Linked DNA regions of Homo sapiens: region 1 is linked to region 2. A link is a loop called in an ENCODE intact Hi-C map of the cell type or tissue named here. Cell type or tissue: ascending aorta. All regions are shown on one strand. Each heading gives the region's core, and the rest is flanking DNA. Links, peaks and the distances in the headings are about the cores only. Region 1 has its middle 16 kb from the start of LINC01490. Region 2 overlaps PTPRQ (protein tyrosine phosphatase receptor type Q).

Region 1 (8,347 bases), core at 128-8,127, 150 kb before region 2:
GTCATACCTAAAACAATGGTTAAGAGTTTCTAATGTACATAGACAGAGCTCTTACAAATGGAGATTTCCTTTATAGATGTAAATTGCTTTTACAAACGTCTTTCAAGATAGCTGGTTAAGTGCCAGGTAGGTGTGTTTTAGTTTGATAGATGATCTTTTTAATTCAGCTGCTCTTTCTTAGCTAAAATTACTGAGTTCGGGGTGGAGTACATTAAGGAATAGGACAAAGAAAGCATTCTCTATACCTGAACTCAGTATGGATAGATCTGAAAAAGAAGCAAGCCTACTTTACTGAGTATCTTCTTTTTCTAAAGACATTATCTAGGATAGCTTTCTTTTCACCTTTGGGATGGAATAGTAACGGCCTTAATCAGGGTTCTCTAGAGGGACAGAACTAATAGAATATGTGTGTGTGTGTGTGTGTGTGTGTGTGTGTGTGTGTGTGTGTTTGTGTATGAGAGTTTACTAAGTATTAATTCACATGATCACAAGGTCACACAATAGGCCGTCTGCAAGCTGAGGAGCAAGGAAAGCCAGTTTGAGTCCCCAAAACTGAAGAACTTGTAGTCCAATGTTCAAGGACAAGAAGGGTCCAGCATGGGAGAAAGATGTAGGCTGGGAGGCTAGGCCAGTCTAGTCTTTTCACATTTTTTTTTTTTGTTTGTTTGTTTTTTGTTTTTTGTTTTTTCTGCCTGCTTTATATTCTAGCCATTCTGGCAGCTGATTAGATGGTGCCCACGCAGATTAAGGATGGGTCTGCCTTTCCCAGCTCACTAACTCAAATGTTAATTTTCTTTGGCAACACCCTCACAGACATACCCAGGATCAATCCAATCAAGTTGATACTCAGTATTAACCATCATAGTAACTAAGTGAAAATGTTAGCAGTTTCCATTTTTCTTCTCAATTAGTTGCTTGAGCTTTTTATTTGCCTTAAGCAAAAGTCTTTTCTTGTTTAAAAAATAAATAAAAAAAGACTCCTCCGTGGATGAGACTAATTAGGGGGCCCTCACTTTCAAATGCACTTCTTAAAGTGCAATGTTGTTCACTTGGAATGTTCCACTCTAATTTTAAACTATCTTTAGTAAGATTTTGCCATTTCTATAACCATTTGCTGCTTCTGGGGCCTAATACTTTTCATGTGTAAATGTAGGCATAGCTGGAAGGTAGATTACTCAGTTCTTAAGAAATTAAGGATCCCATTTTTACTCTGAATCTTGGCTTTGACTCTCAGATCTCCTTGATCAACTTAATAATTTTTCCATACCCAAATGCCCAGGAAAAATTGACAAAAATCTCTGTAAATGTATGAAAGCTGAAGTTTGCATCCCCTGTAGTATAACCATTTAATCCTAGTTTCTCTCTGAGCCAGTCAGACACCTAAGACCTCTAACTAGATCCAATTCAGTTAATTAACAGAGCCAATCTGATTCTGGGCCCAGCCGAATTTATGCTGCAACTTCCAACCCAGTTTGGATCAGAAATTTGCTCAAACTCAGAATGCCTCAAAACACAAATCTGTGGGGCTTCAGAATTCAAGGGAGAACTAACCAATAATCCCCAGTTTCAACAAGAAGACAATGGATACAATGGGCCCAGCAGGTACCTTGCTTGGTCACTCAGTGCTCCTGGGGGTCACTGGAAGCTTTTCTTTGGATCCCACTTCTGACATCATCTGTAAACAGAAAAAAACCTTAGACAAATCAAATTTGATAGAGTTCAATTGAACAAAGAATATTTCAGGAATTGAGCAGCCTCCCAAGCAAGAGTAGGCTTAGAGAGACTCCAGCACAGCTGTGTGATGGAAGAAGACTTAGGGGCAGAATAAGGAAAATGACCTACAGAAAATGGAAGTGAGGTACAGGAACAGCCAGATCATGTACAGCTCAGCATTTACCCTATTTGAACATAGTTTTAATAGATGGAACTTGATGATTGCCATAAGAGTAGGTTACAGTGTGTTTACATGTCAATTTAGGTTAGGTTATAGTTCACTGTGTATGGAGAAATCTTTAGGCTGAATTTTAAATATGTAAGGAGGCAGCTTTAGGCTAAACTTAACAACTAGCACAGCTCTACAGTACAAAATATCTACCATGACTACATCAGATTATGACCAACAAATTTCAAAGTATTTGCTGAGAATGTGGTGTGTGTGTGTGTGTGTGTGTGTGCGATGAGGGGATGAGGGACTGAGCAAAGTTCAGTGATAGGCTAACATGCTAACTAACATTAGGGAGTAATATGGTTTGGAATGTGTATTTCCCTACTAAATGGCACTGCTTTTCTAGCCTTATTAATCTTGCAGTCGAAATTGACCACTACCTATTCCTGGAAACTGTCCCAAACTTTCTTTCTTCTTAGATTTTGATTATTCCTGAAATGCCTCTTTCATTCCTCAGAAAAAAATCCCCAACATAAAAGGCCCATTTCAAATAGCTTCTTTTCCAAGGAGGTTTTTCTAATTTTTTTCAGACGTGACGTTATCTATTCCATCATCAAACCCCACTGTGATATTTGTTATTTGTAACCCCTCTTTAGCATTTTTCTTAGCTTGTCTTGTAGTGGACCCATTTGTGTCTTTGTCATTTTAATTTCTCCTATAGTAATTACCTACCAAGTGGGTACTTAATATTACTTAAAAGAAATTTTCTTTCACCTCTCAACTTTATAGAATGGCTGCTGGATTATCTTGGGTCTATCTCAGTTCTCTATAGCTCACTCACAAAGTTCATCTGGGTTGAGAACTCAACACCACACACTTCTAAGAAAGAAAAGAGCTTTAATTATTATTATTATTATTTCTACAAAGAGGAGATAAAGAATGTAAAGATAAAAGTGGTCATCCTTATCTCTTATTCCCTGGTTGTTCTGATCTTATTCTTATCCTCAGGATGAATGTAGAGGTTAATGTAAATATTAACCATATTAATATTAAATACCCAATCCCCCCACCAAATGACTTTACTGTAGATACATATTTCGTTGCTTATTTCATGGGAGAAATTCTAAAGTGTAAAGTGAGTTTTAAATTAGCAAGGTGGGCACAATAATACTACTTCCATATGCCTGAGTCTGTATTAATGGTCCTGCCTATTGCCATTGCCCATCAGAACACAAGCCCCACTTACACTACAGTAGTTCTCCTCTGCCCCTAAGCCATTATATCAGGTACAGGAGATTGTGAGATTAATTACTGTTGTCTCAGCTGTAGCCTATAGAGGAAGATAAAAGGTGATCATCGAAATCAAAACATTTCTTCAGCTTTAGCCCACATTGTGTTCATCTGTGTTGCTAACACAAAGTTTTATCTGAGTTTTAACTTTTATATACCATATATATTCAACAACTAACTTAAACATTATATTAATTTGCTACTTCTACTGCCTCCCCGACACCAAGGATAGAAAACATAATATCTTGAAGGAAAATTATCATACATGAGAACTAATACCTAATTTTTTTCTTCCTTTAAGTTATAGTGATTACAAACACAAATTCAAGAACTATCCCACACAAACACAACGTAGTTCCAAAGAGTTTAATTGCTACCTGTTCCATAAATCTTTGCTTCCTGTGAGTTTTTGTTTATTAGCTGTATTTTTGTAGATAATAGGGTTGTAAGGGTGAGAGGCTGACTGTCTGCTACAAAGAAGGGACCCATAGAAGGTCTAGACCTGGATTTTTGTAACACAACAATCCAGCATCTAATCCTCAGCTTTGAAGATCCAGCTTTTCTGATTTTTTTCTGGGAAACCCAAAGAGACAGTCTCATTTAGCACTAGGTTTTTCAGAATAATTATTACTAGCACTCCATTTTGCTCTCAGAAGTGTCCCAATATAGATAATACATTATGTAGTCAACATATCTATAGGTGATATAGCACTGGAGAATCATTCATATTAACCTGCCTCAGTTCACAAGAAGCTTAGGATTCTTTTCTTTTTGCAATTAACCAAAACACAACTCACTTGAGCTTGAGAAGAAAAAAAAAAGAGAGAGAGAATCAATTACTTCCAAAACAGGACAGATCCAGGTCTCAGTATCTCAGTGTTGATAGAATTCTTACCTCTTCTTACCCTTCTGTCTTCCTCAGTGCTGCTTGTCTCTCCTCTTTTTGATCGTAGCTCTTGTTCTCTCCCACTGCAGTCATTTTCTCTCCTTTGGATGTTCCTCTCCTAGTCTCGATTCCATTCTTATAGCTCTTCATCTAAAAGAAAAACCAGACTCTTTCCCTCAGTGCCTATATCTTACAGGTAGTATCTGAATGACTTGGGTCTGGTGCTCACTTCTTAAGGAGATTATTATGGGAAATGGTAGCATGACTGGCCAGGTCTGGGATATATCCTTGTACCTCCTGGATGTCCACTTACTAGCTGTAGGAAAAGCAAGATGAGTAGGACACTAACACCTCTAATAGAAAACAAGTTAAAAAAAAAGCTAAAAAGGGACACAAATATCAAAATGGGGTTCAATTATAGGGGAGATAACACATCACTTGAGGAAATTAGAAAAATCTTCTTGGAAGAGATGCCAATTGAAATAGATGCTAAAAGTTGAGTGAGATTTGACAGTACGAAAGGAGTCTGAAATAGCACTGAGATAGACATTGACAAGAGGAAGATTGCTCTCCAAAATTTTGACTTAAAATAAGAATCATTTATTTTGTTACTCATCCTGAAAGTCACAGAATTAGGCTGAGCTCAGCCGGGCTGTTCTGGGTTTGACTGGCTGGGCCTCCCCATGTGCCTGTAATCAATTGAACATCAGCTAAGCAGCTCTGTTTCTGGGGTTGGCTGACTTCCAATTGAAGTGACTCAGCTTTTTTCCCCATGGTCTATTACCCTCAGTAGGCTAGTTTGGGCTTGTTCTCATAATAGAGGAAAAAATCTCAAGAGAGAGCAAAAGTCCACAAGACCTTCTGAGAGTTAGGCTCAGACAGGCAAAATGTAATTTCTATCACATTCTATTGGCCAAAACAAGTCACTAGCCCAGCCCAGAGTCAGCAACTGGGGGAAAAGTCTCTACCTCTTGATCATTGTAAAAGGCATTTATACACAGAGGAACAGAAAATTGGGCTGCTTTTGCAATCTACAACAGTGTTTTACCGAAATAAGATAATTAGAGAAGTATTTTGGGTAGACAAAGCTATACTTAACAGCTAACATTTATTGAGTTGTATTTTTTTTCTCTAATTTCATTTTTATCCTGACCTTTATCTTTTGTCAGAATACTTAACTTGCTAAAGTGTCTGACCCGTGTCCAATTGTTCTTCTCACAGGAAACTTATTTACACTGGCAAATGCCCTTGTGACTCTCACCAGACCTGTGAATAGTTTATTCCTACCAAGATAGCCACTCTGTAGGAGAGCCCTGACTGGAAAAGAAGTTAGGTTCGGGTATGTTGGTCGTGTGAGATGCAGAAGAGGCAGCACAACAAAACACATGGTATATTAATCCGTTTTCACACTGCTAATAAAGACATACCAGAGACTGGGTAACTTATACAGGGTAGATGTTTAATGGACTCACAGTTCCACATGGATGGGAGGCCTCACAATTATGATGGAAGGCAAGGAGGAACAAGTCACGCCTTACATGGATGACAGCAGGCAAAGAGAGAGCTTGTGCAGGGAAACTCCCCTTTTTAAAACCATCAGATCTCGTGAGACTTATTCACTATCACGAGAACAGCACAGGAAAGACCCACCCCCAAGATTCAATTACCTCCCACTGGGTCCCTCCCACAACATGTGGGAATTGTGGGAGCTACAATTCAAGATGAAATTTGGGTAGGGACACAGCCAAACTATATCACATGGAATAATAGAAGCAGTTTTATTACTCACATATACCCTAGAGAGAAGAGAGCAGCACATTTTTCAGGACCGACAGGAAGGAGGGAGTCCAGGACACACACTCAACTGTCAAGTGGGGAGCAAGAGAGATAGAGTAAGAGACCTGAGGTCCAAAGACTTTATTGGGGTTCAGGCCATTTCCTAGGTAGATTTCCGGTGGGGAGTTACAACTGGTGGGTTTAAGAGCAAGTGGGCAGTTTGATGCAGTCCTGCAGTGACTGAAAGGTGGTCACTGTGGCCTATCTACAAAGCACATGCCACATGTGGGAGTGGGTAGAGCAAGTAGGTTGAATGTAACTATCTCGTAGGGAAGTAGTCACCAGGAGGCAGTTAATGAGACAGATATCTGAATGAAACACCTTGAAAAACTGGGAAGAGGTGGAGAACTGAAAACTCTGTCAAGGGTGACTAAGCTCTGCCTCTTGTATGAGGAAGTCAAACCTATTAACTCATTGAATATGGAAAGTCAAGCCATTTACATTCAAAATGGATGTTGAAGCAACATACAATTATAAGAATTCATTATATTTGTACTTACTATGTGTCAAGTGCTGTTCTAAGAACTTCACATATATTAACAGATTTTAATTATTGTGATATCCTTTATTTCAGAGAAACAGACTACCTGCATATGAACGTTTAGGCAGGGTTTACTAATAGTAAAGGAAACCTAGCTGGGTCTAAAGTTAGGAATTCCCTGCACCCTGGGCTGTTGCTCCTCATTAGAAGTTAAGCTACCCAGCATAGTCACTGCTTAAGTTCCCAGCTGCCTATGTAGAATGTGACAAATAATAGGATAGTTTTGACTTTCTTCTTTCAATCCAATTGCAATCTACTGAGGCAAATATGATATGATATTATATGTTATAAGATCTCATGTTTACATATGAGAGTAATATGTTTTTATTGGGCCAGAATTATAGCTAAGATTTGAAGATGAAATAGAAGTTAACTGCATATTCCCATACTCTAAAGAAAGCCATTATATTAGTCTGTTCTCACTCGGCTAGGAAGAAATACTTGAGACTGGATAATTGACAAAGGGAAGAGGTTTAATTGACTCATAGTTATGGATTGCTGGGGAGGCCTCAGGAAACTTACAATCATGGCAGAAGGCAAACGAGAAGCAGTCACCTTCTTTACATGGCAGCAAGGCGGAGTGAGTATGTGTAGGGGAAATGCCAGATGCTTATAAAACCATCAGATCTCACAAGAACTCACTCACTATCATGAGAACAGCATGGGAGAAACTACCCCCATGATCCAATTACCTCCACCTGGACCTGTCCTTGACACATAGGGATTATGGGGATTACAATTTGAGATAAGATTTCAGTGGGGACACAGAGTCAAACCATATCATCCCTATACTATCTAAAAATAATAGCACTGGGCCCATTCAATTCAAAGCACCCTTCCTCTTCCATATATCAGATCAACAGAGAAATAAAAGTGTAAGAAATGATGTTTTTGGGAGAGGTTTTTCTATGTCCACCTTCACTCTTGCCCAGCCCAACCCATGTGAAGGAGAGGAGCTTAAAGATAAACTATCAGAAAAATTTAGTAGGGTTAACACTGGATCACCCAGATTCATAATAAATATTACTAGCTCTAAAGAGAGAGATAGACTGGAATATAATTAGAGTGGGGAAACTTCAGTACTTCACTCTCAGCATTAGCATTAGCATCTAGACAGAAAATCAACAAAGAAACATTGGATTTAAACTAAACTTTAGACCAAATGGACCTAACAGATGTTTAGAGAACATTCTATCCAACAACTGAAGAATATACATTCTTTTCTTTGGCGCATGGAGCATTCTCCAGGATAGACCATATGTTAGGCTACAAAATCAGTCTCAACAAATTTAAAAACTTAAAATCATGTCAAGTAACCTCTCAGACTACAATGGAATAAAACCAGAAATTAATACCAAGAGGAACTCTGGAAACTGTACACATACATGAAAATTAAGCAACATGTTTTTGAATGACAATTGGGTCAATAAAGAAATTAAGATGGAAATCAAAAAATTTCTGGAGACAAATAAATATGGAAACACAACATACCAGAACCTGTGTGATACAGTAAAAGAGGTGCTAGGAGGAAAGTTTATAACAATAAATGCCTACATCAAAAAAGCAGAAAGATTACAAACTAACAATCTAACAATGCACCTCAAGGAGTTAGAAACAGAAGATATAACCAGGCCAGGCATGGTGGCTAACACCTGTAATCCTAGCACTTTGGGAGGCCGAGGTGGGCAGATCATGAGGTCAGGAGTTCGAGACCCAGCCTGGCCAACATACTGAAACCCCGTCTCTCCTAAAAATACAAAAAATTAGCTGGGCGTAGTGGCAGGCCCCTTTAATCCCAGCTACTTGGGAGTCTGATGAAGGAGAATCATATGAACCCAGGAGGCAGAGGTTGCAGTAAGCCGAGATTGCACCACTGCACTCCAGCCTAAGCAACAGTGGGAGACTCCAT
Region 2 (8,347 bases), core at 62-8,061:
GTGGCTCATGCCTATAATCCCAGCACTTTGGGAAGCCGAGGCAGGCAGATCCCAAGGTTAGGAGTTCGAGACAACCTGGCCAACATGGTGAAACCCCGTCTCTACTAAAAATACAAAAATTAGCTGGGCGTGGTGGCAGGCGCCTGTAATCCCAGCTACTCGGTAGGCTGAGGCAGGAGAATAGCTTGAAATCGGAAGGTGGAGGTTGCAGTGAGCCGACATCGTGCCACTGCACTCCAGCCTGGGTAACAAGAGCAAAACACCAGCTCAAAATAAAAAAAAATTAATAATCAGTATTTCTAACGAAATAGTTGATTCAGGTAACAAACATAAATGTATTCTAAAATGATTAGGAGGAAAGTTAATGGGGAATTGGACATTTACAGGATGACAAAATATCGCTGTATAGATTATACGCTTGTTATAAGTGGTCAAAACCAACTTTCCAATGAAGGATCATGCTGTTGCTGCCACCAAGCCTACTGATCAATTTTAGCATCACGTGTAACAATCAGATATTCTACACTTCCTGATGGAAGGTATTTTGATCTAGTGAGCAAGACCTATAAAGTACTTCTGACAAAAATGTTGACTGCGAATACTCAAAGCTTTAGATCTTATTTCTAATTTATAAGAAAGTGGTGGAAAGAAAAAAAATTAAAGGACATCAAGAGAAAACCACCAGACAGATCCAAAATATGGGACTTCCTACGTGACAACCTATCTGATTGCTTCAGGGAGTCTATGACATAGGGGGGAAGGAAAGGAGAAAAGAAGGCTCTTTAAAAAAATAATAGAAGAAACAGAACAATCAAAGATAATGTGTAAATTCCTATTTGGATCCTGATTCAAATAAATTAACTTTAAAGAAAAAAATCAAAGACTGATTTGAAAACGTATATACAAGTAGCTTAAATAATATCAATAATTTATTGTTAAGTTTAATCACAGCAATATAATAAAAATGTACTTATTAGAGAAACATACTAAAGTATTTAGGAGTGGAATATGCGTTATGTGACTTACTTTACTTCAGAAATAAGTGAACAATGTCTAAATAAAACAAATGTGGCCAAATGTTAATTATTATTAAATTGAGTTAGTAGGTATTTGGGGGTTCATGACACCATTTTTTCTAGTTTTATGTATGTTCCATTCACTTTGCTCCACCTTTGCTGCTGATAATCTGATCTAGGCCACCATCCTGTCTTGCATGAATTAAAAACTTAGCAAGTCTGCCTGTATCCACCTTTGTCCTTGTTCCACCTATTTTCAACATACAAGCAAGGACAATCGTTTTAAAACATTATTTCTCTGCTTAAAATCCTCCTCATCTCCCACTGAGAAAAGCCCATATCCTTCCAGTGGCATGTGTGATCTGGTCCCTCATTAACTGTCTGGTCCCCTGTTACCCCTCTGATTTCCCTTCCAGTCCCCACCTTGCTTGCTCACTCCTAGGGAGCCAGATTAGCCTCCTTATTGATGAATAACACAAGGCCATTGTTGACACATGGCTTTTGCAGCAGCTTCTTCCTCTGCCTGCAAAGGTGTGTATGCCTTGTATATCTTTCTGGGTAGCCACTTCACTTCCTTTAAAGGTTTGCTGAAATACCTTCTCAATGATCATATATTATGGGCTGAATACATGTGTTTCCCCCAAATTAATATGTTGAAGCCCTAATCCCCAGTGTGGCTGTATTTGGAGTAAGAAAGGAATTACAGTTAAATGAGGCCATAGGGTGAGGCCCCGATCTGATGGGATTAGTGACTTATAAGAAGAGACACAGAGAGCTTGTTCTCCATCTCTCTCTCTCTCTTTCTCTCTCTCTGTGTGTGTGTGTGTGTGTGTGCCACTCACTCCTTTCTCCTCCTCCTCCCCCCACCATATTTTCTCTATCTCCATCCATGCACCAAGGAAAGGCCATGTAAGAACACTGCAAGAAGGCAACCATCTGTAAGCCAGAAAGAGAGCCCTCACCTGATACCAAATGGGCAGGAAACTTGATCCTAGATTTCTAGCCTTCTGGACTGTGAGGAAATAAACTTCTATTGTTTAACACACCCCATCTATGATATTTTGTGATGGCAGCCTGAGCAGACTAACACAGCACACTATTTAAAATTGAAAGACACAACTCCCTGCATTTTCTGCCTCCTCCTCCCCCTCCTTCTTCCCTCTGTTCTACTTTTTTCCTCCATAACTTTATCTTATTTTAACATATAAATCACTTATTTATTATTCTTACTATTTATTCTCTGTCCTTTCCTCCAGAATGTAAGCCCCCTTGAGTACAGGGGTTTTTGTTTTATACAAAACTATTCCACGGTCTGAGAGATGTACTGGGCACAGAGTAAATATTAAATAAATATTTGCTAAATTTACTAATGAACAAATATATTGATTTTGAAAAAGATTAAAAATGTTCGTGTTTGAAGATCAGGCATTGAACCAAATAAGAATATAAAAATTATTAAGCACAACTACTAATTATAATTGTAATCAATTTTAAGTTACATAATTTATAATTTTACTGCACAAAGTATTACAGTCAAGTGACAAAATAGGTTACCAATGTGTAAAATAGGCACGTATTAATGCTTCATCTTTTTGTCCTGTATTGGTACTTATGTAATGTTACCAATATAAAAGAGTTCCTGTGGCTATCCTGCATGGTGGATTTGAATAAATACTGAATTTAAAACAGTTATCAGCACTTCATGGTCTGCTAGAATCTCCTGCTAAATTTAAAAAATGAGAAAGCAGCATGTATCACCTAAAGTATTTTAGGTACATTTTTTTATACATTAAAATACGAACGGTTTGATTTATGAATTTTCACATGGTGACTCTAATTGGATATGCTTGGGAAAGGAGGCATGAAGATGAATAAAGAATCCTCTTTATTAGGTAATAATGAATCACTGGGCCTTAGAACTCAGTGGGAAAAAAATGTTCTCATAGACCACACAAAAAATTTTTTTTAGATTAGATTACCATTTCAAAGCACTGGCCAAATGAGGAAATGACATATAATATATTAATAAACAATATGTAATCCTTTGGGCACATGAATTACAAAAGTGTCACTAAGAGAGGACAAAATGTTCCCTGATTATCAAGTACACTTTCTGATTCACTGTTATGCATGGACCCACAGAGCATTAACAGTAGAGAATGATGTCACTTCTCCAAATCCTTTAATAGAAAATGGAATTCTTTTACTTAAAAATATAAACATGTTTCTTTTTGTAGTAGGTGCAAGTCATTTCTGACTAGACTTAAAATCCTGTGACAAATCACATTAAATTGGTCTGTTTACATAATAAATTGTACTACTATAATTTGGCAAATCATAATTCTAAAGCACTAATTTTTCATAAGTATTATCTTCTGACTGAAGTTATCATTATTTAAATTCAGCATATGTATCCAACTTTTTAAGTCTGTTTTTAAGCCTATTCTCTAAGGAGAAACTTGAATTCAATTAGATATAAAGCTCATAGTACAATGCCTGGCTCCTGATAAAGATGCATATAAAATGGAAAGTCTTTTCCTCCTTATTTCTCCCTCTCCTTCTTCTCCTCCTCCCCTTCCTCCTCCTCCTCCTCTTCCTCCTTCTTTATTATTATTATTATTATTATTATTATTATTATTATAAAAATTGAGTTCTTATAACAGGACTAAAGTATAGGGAGTTCATCTTCTCTTTTGGCCCAGTGCTAGTCACCTAGGGTATTCAAACACTGAGCAAATAATTTACTAAAAGTTACTCAATTCCATAAGTCAAGAAATAGAGTTAGATAGGAGGAATAAATGATAAGTGCTTGAGGTGATGGATTTGTTAATTAACTTGATTCAATAATTGCACATGGTATACATATATCATGGCATCACTCTGTTCCCCATAAATATATACGTGTATAATTTGTCAATATTCAATAAAATTTTAAACATATAGATTAAAACACCCCATTGGGATGAACATCATTTTCATCCATACAGACAGGAAAAAATTTAAAGGTAGCTAATAAAGTGTTTGCTAGGGTGTGAGAAAAGTCACATTATTCGGTGTTAAAAAAATAAAAAGAAACCATATCTCTAAACACAAAAGCAACACATGCTTATCTGTGAACACTAACCTCAAAAGCCAAGACAAAGTGTGAGAAAAGAGAGCTGCTAGAAATAATTAAAACTATCAAGAAGAGAAAATGGTACAGCAAAGATAGGTTGTGGGAGCAGAAACATCACCCATAGTAATGAACTGGGGGCTACTTGGGGACTTAGTGATTTGCAGGTAGTGTGTGCAGTGGTTACAAGTACAGCACTGACTGAGGTCACGCTGCCTGGGTCTGAAAGCAGGTTCTGCCACCACCTTTGGGATGGTTAAAAAGCTTGGTCAAGTTAGTAAAAAACACAATGCTTCAAACTTCTTACCTAGAAATTGGCGCTATGTAAATAGGAGGTGTTGTTACAGAGTTGCAGTGAAGATGCATGAGTTTATATGTAAAACCCCTTAAAGACTTGGTACATAAACAATGACAGGTATCTTTATTAACAAACATTTCATATTTATTCATCCATTTTATTCATCTGATTTAATCTCCTAGTTAGCTTCTAAAATGAGTATTAGTATTCTCATTTTAGAAATAAGATTTCAGAACTTAAAAATAATTTTTTAAGTAACTAACCCACAATCTCATAAATTCAATATATACCAAGCCTGCCTGAAATACGTCTGTCTTGACTACAGAGTATGTGAGGTTCACCACCACATTACCACTGTCTCGTTAACAAAATACAATCTTCCTCTGTTCCTCTGGTGACTTTAGGGAAGTAATCCTTTGGATGCAAAAGATACATAGCAACTCCCTATTTCTGAATCTAAGTGAGCACATTGGAACTTTTCATTGTTAGCATAGTAATTAAATGAGAAGTGTTATGACAAAAGAAAACAATCACAGAGTGCCTTTGCCATGGGGTTTAAGATTTCATCATGTTCAGCTTTAATGAGAGCCCTGTAAGGTACAGAAACGGGTGTCTGGTTTTCAAATCACAGGATCCCTCTATAATTAAACCTTGTAATCAAAACATTGCCTACAAGCACTTTCCATAAACTGATGTGCCTAGGGAAGATTTTTTCAAAAAGTTTAAGAGGGTTTTTTGTGAATTTTGATAATAAAAATGCCAATACTCAATCTTGAGTAAAAACGAAATCAAATAAGTTTCAAGTATTTATTTAGGATTAAAATAATGCATACGTTATCTTCCCTGTTTATCCCTACAGGCCAGAAAGGTTTCCCTAAATGCAAACTGCTCTTCCACAGACTCATACTTATCCATCCAGTGAAGTTCTACCTGGCCATCTCTCACTTGTACTTTCATTAGTCCCTTTCACTAAACTTAAACATTTTTAAGATTATCAGTCTATGGTGATTCTTTTGCCCCTAATTTTAAACTCCAAATAATAACGTCTCTGAGAGGCATAATTACCACTACAATGGTCTGTGGAAACAGAGTCGTGCAAAAGCTCTTAAATCCCAAAGTTTCAACAGACAGGCAACTCGGCTTAGTGCTCATTGCCTGTGGTGTGCAAAATACCAGTGAATGAATGCTTATCCCCTGGTGGGTGGATGACCTTGATGGGACCTAGACTTCTCTCTGTAGTCTGGGATTACATGCACACATATGTCTTCAGCAGCTTACCAGGAATGTTTGAGTCCCTAGCCTGCTGCAAATGATTCATATATCCCAACACATGACATATTTGAGAGAAAAAAAGGACTCAATCACCCTTTGTCATCTTCTGATGACACCAGGGGTATTATATGAATGCACTTTATTATTTGCCTGCCTTCATTCTCACAACCATGAAACCATTCTTGCCACTAACCATTGGAGAATTGATCAACTTTGTTTTCTTTTTGAGTTCTTCTAGAGTTTCTTCCCTGGCAATGTTCTTTTACTAAGAACTCTTTTGAATCTGTGGCGAGCTTGTCCAACTCGCAGCTCATGGGCTGCATGTGGCCCAGGACAACTTTGGACGTGGGCCAACAGAAATTTGTAAACTTTCTTAAAACATTAGGATATGGTTTTACAATTTTTTTTGGTTCATCGGCTATTGTTAGTGTTGATGTATTTTATATGTAGTCCAAGACAATTCTTCTTATTCCAATGTGGCCTAGAAAAGCCAATAGATTGGACACCCCTGATCTACAGCGTTCTATCAATGTCAAATGGACCAGGACCACTTCTAGGGGATGTTGTTTGTTTCTTGACCTATGAAAGTGACTCTAATCTCCATAGAACCACGACACTCAATAGTCTGGTAGAAAGCAAATATGACAACAGTAATTGATGGTGTTAAATCCATTAACCAGAGAAATGGCTGGGCTGCTTTGCTAGTCATTGAGGAATTCTGCTCCAGGGGTGCATTCTCATTTCACTACAACTAACGATTACAAACCAAGCAAGTTCCTTTGATTCCACTTGTCACTGTCTTACTCGCTATAAATGACTATCTAAATAGCAGAACTCCATGTGGTCAATCCAGAATAAGCACTGTAGGGCAAAGGCCAATTAACAAAGCTGCTGTATCTCAGGAGAGAGTCCCTGGAAGATCACTCTAAGGAGCAACCTAAAAGACTGTCATCATGTCACTGGTCTACAAAAAATACACTGAACTCTGAGTAATTTGATCATAGACACATAGGACCCTTCCTTGTCACTATCCCTCAGCAGCCCAGTGCCTTTCTATATATTGTGTCCAGTCTACATTTCACCAGTCCCTCCTTCCTTAGTCTTGGCAGGATCCTGTGCTCTGTCCTTCATTACACATCTTTTACTCACTGTAGACTCCTTCTGTTTCCAGAGCACACAAAGATTCATACCTAGATGATTGGGGTGGCAGTGGTTATACTTCCAAAGAAGGAATCAAAAACCTGACTGTGTATTTCTGCTACATTCCAGGATTAATGGTTGTATTCCACCACCTTGACTGTGAGTGGAAAGAAGAAAGAGAAGACCATTGCTGAGGAGCTCTTTGAGATTACTTATAGTGCTGGATGAGGCCATCATTGGGCAGAGAGAAGCCATTTAGCAGAATCTAAGGAATCATGCTCCTGTGCACTGTGGTTCCTGATGCTTGGCGCTCCCCCCCTTTTATAGCTTTTCTTTCTCATTTCCATTACCCTGAATGTCTCAACTTTGCCTCTCAGATAACTGACGGAACATGTTGCCTTCCCATGAATAATCTGTATGAAACCAGTAAGTTGATGAAAGACAACATCATACAATACAGCAAGGCTAGCTCCTTTCAGCACTGCTCCTATAAAATATTATCTCCTAAGACACATGGGTTATCTATCTTGTCTAGGTCTTTTACCTTCCATTGGCAAATGCACCAGGATCACTACTTAGCTGAAGTAATGGCTTATGAATGCTGTAACCTATAGGAAATTATGCTGATGACAAGAAGACATTTATTTTACTGTGGTGGCATCAGAGTGTGATAGACTCACCTATCAAATGAAGAAACACTTGATACAATTTCAAAACCACAAAACTAATCAGCTAGCTTTAAAATGATGAAATTATTGGGTAAAATTAATCAAACCAATGATTTGTATAAAATTAAACAAACATTTTAGCCAAAGAAATTTGTTATTTCTCTACAAACATCTATGTAGCAAACTACATGCCCCCTCTATTTCTTCAAGATGCAAAGTTTCCTTGACTACATGTAGAGGCTGTGGAGGCTGGCTTTTTATACAATTAGTATTTCCATAACCCAATGAGAATTTCTGGCTAAAAATGGTGGGACAATCCGTCTTTCTCCAGTCATAACTCTCACTGAAGTCTATTAGCAGTTCAAGATACACTGAGCAACAGCTCGCCAGGATCTGGGCAACACATGAAGTCTTACATTTTCAAGTGGTGCCCCAGAAATACCCTGTTCATGCAATTCTTTAAGACGAATAAACTGGGGCTTTTGAGGGCCTGGCACAAACAATGTAGAATGTTGTGATCCTCTCAGTGAAATTCTAGAGAAATAATTTCTCCTAAATAAAAATGTTTCTAAAATATTTTATTATAACCTATCCAAAAAAGCTATTAAACTTTAAAAATTTACTAACTATAAAATATTAATATATTTATATATGTTGTTTTACACAAAACTTCAACAACCCCTCAAGGATGATACTCTTATCAATATTTTCCCAACAAAGGAAACTCAGATTTATAGAAATTAAATTATTTTCTCAAGTGACAGAGCCAAGATTTGAACCCAGGTCTAAATCCCATATTTGTAATGTAATGTTATGAAATCCTGTTCTGTAATGTTGGAAT

The links. Peaks named below come from ENCODE experiments on the same cell type or tissue, not always from the same donor. Only the 100,000 strongest peaks of a DNase experiment are listed, where the experiment ranks them.
Region 1: it touches region 2 in a loop (2.6-fold over the local background); 4 of 110 quality-filtered maps call a loop at or near these places.

What each region holds. Positions count from the first base shown.
Region 1 is chr12:80,774,769-80,783,115 of GRCh38, reverse strand. No RefSeq gene overlaps it. Among named protein-coding and RNA genes, the nearest start is that of LINC01490, 16 kb to the right of the region's middle. RefSeq lists enhancers at 4,722-4,951, 4,196-5,395. In ascending aorta, for the core only: no CTCF peak of the experiment used is centred there; a DNase peak (open chromatin) is centred at 4,775; H3K27ac peaks cover 2,159 bases.
Region 2 is chr12:80,622,656-80,631,002 of GRCh38, reverse strand. All of the region lies in intron 33 of PTPRQ (protein tyrosine phosphatase receptor type Q), which reads right to left. All of the region lies in intron 1 of LOC105369867 (a long non-coding RNA gene), which reads left to right. Among named protein-coding and RNA genes, the nearest start is that of MYF6, 81 kb to the left of the region's middle. In ascending aorta, for the core only: no CTCF peak of the experiment used is centred there; no DNase peak of the experiment used is centred there; H3K27ac peaks cover 1,786 bases.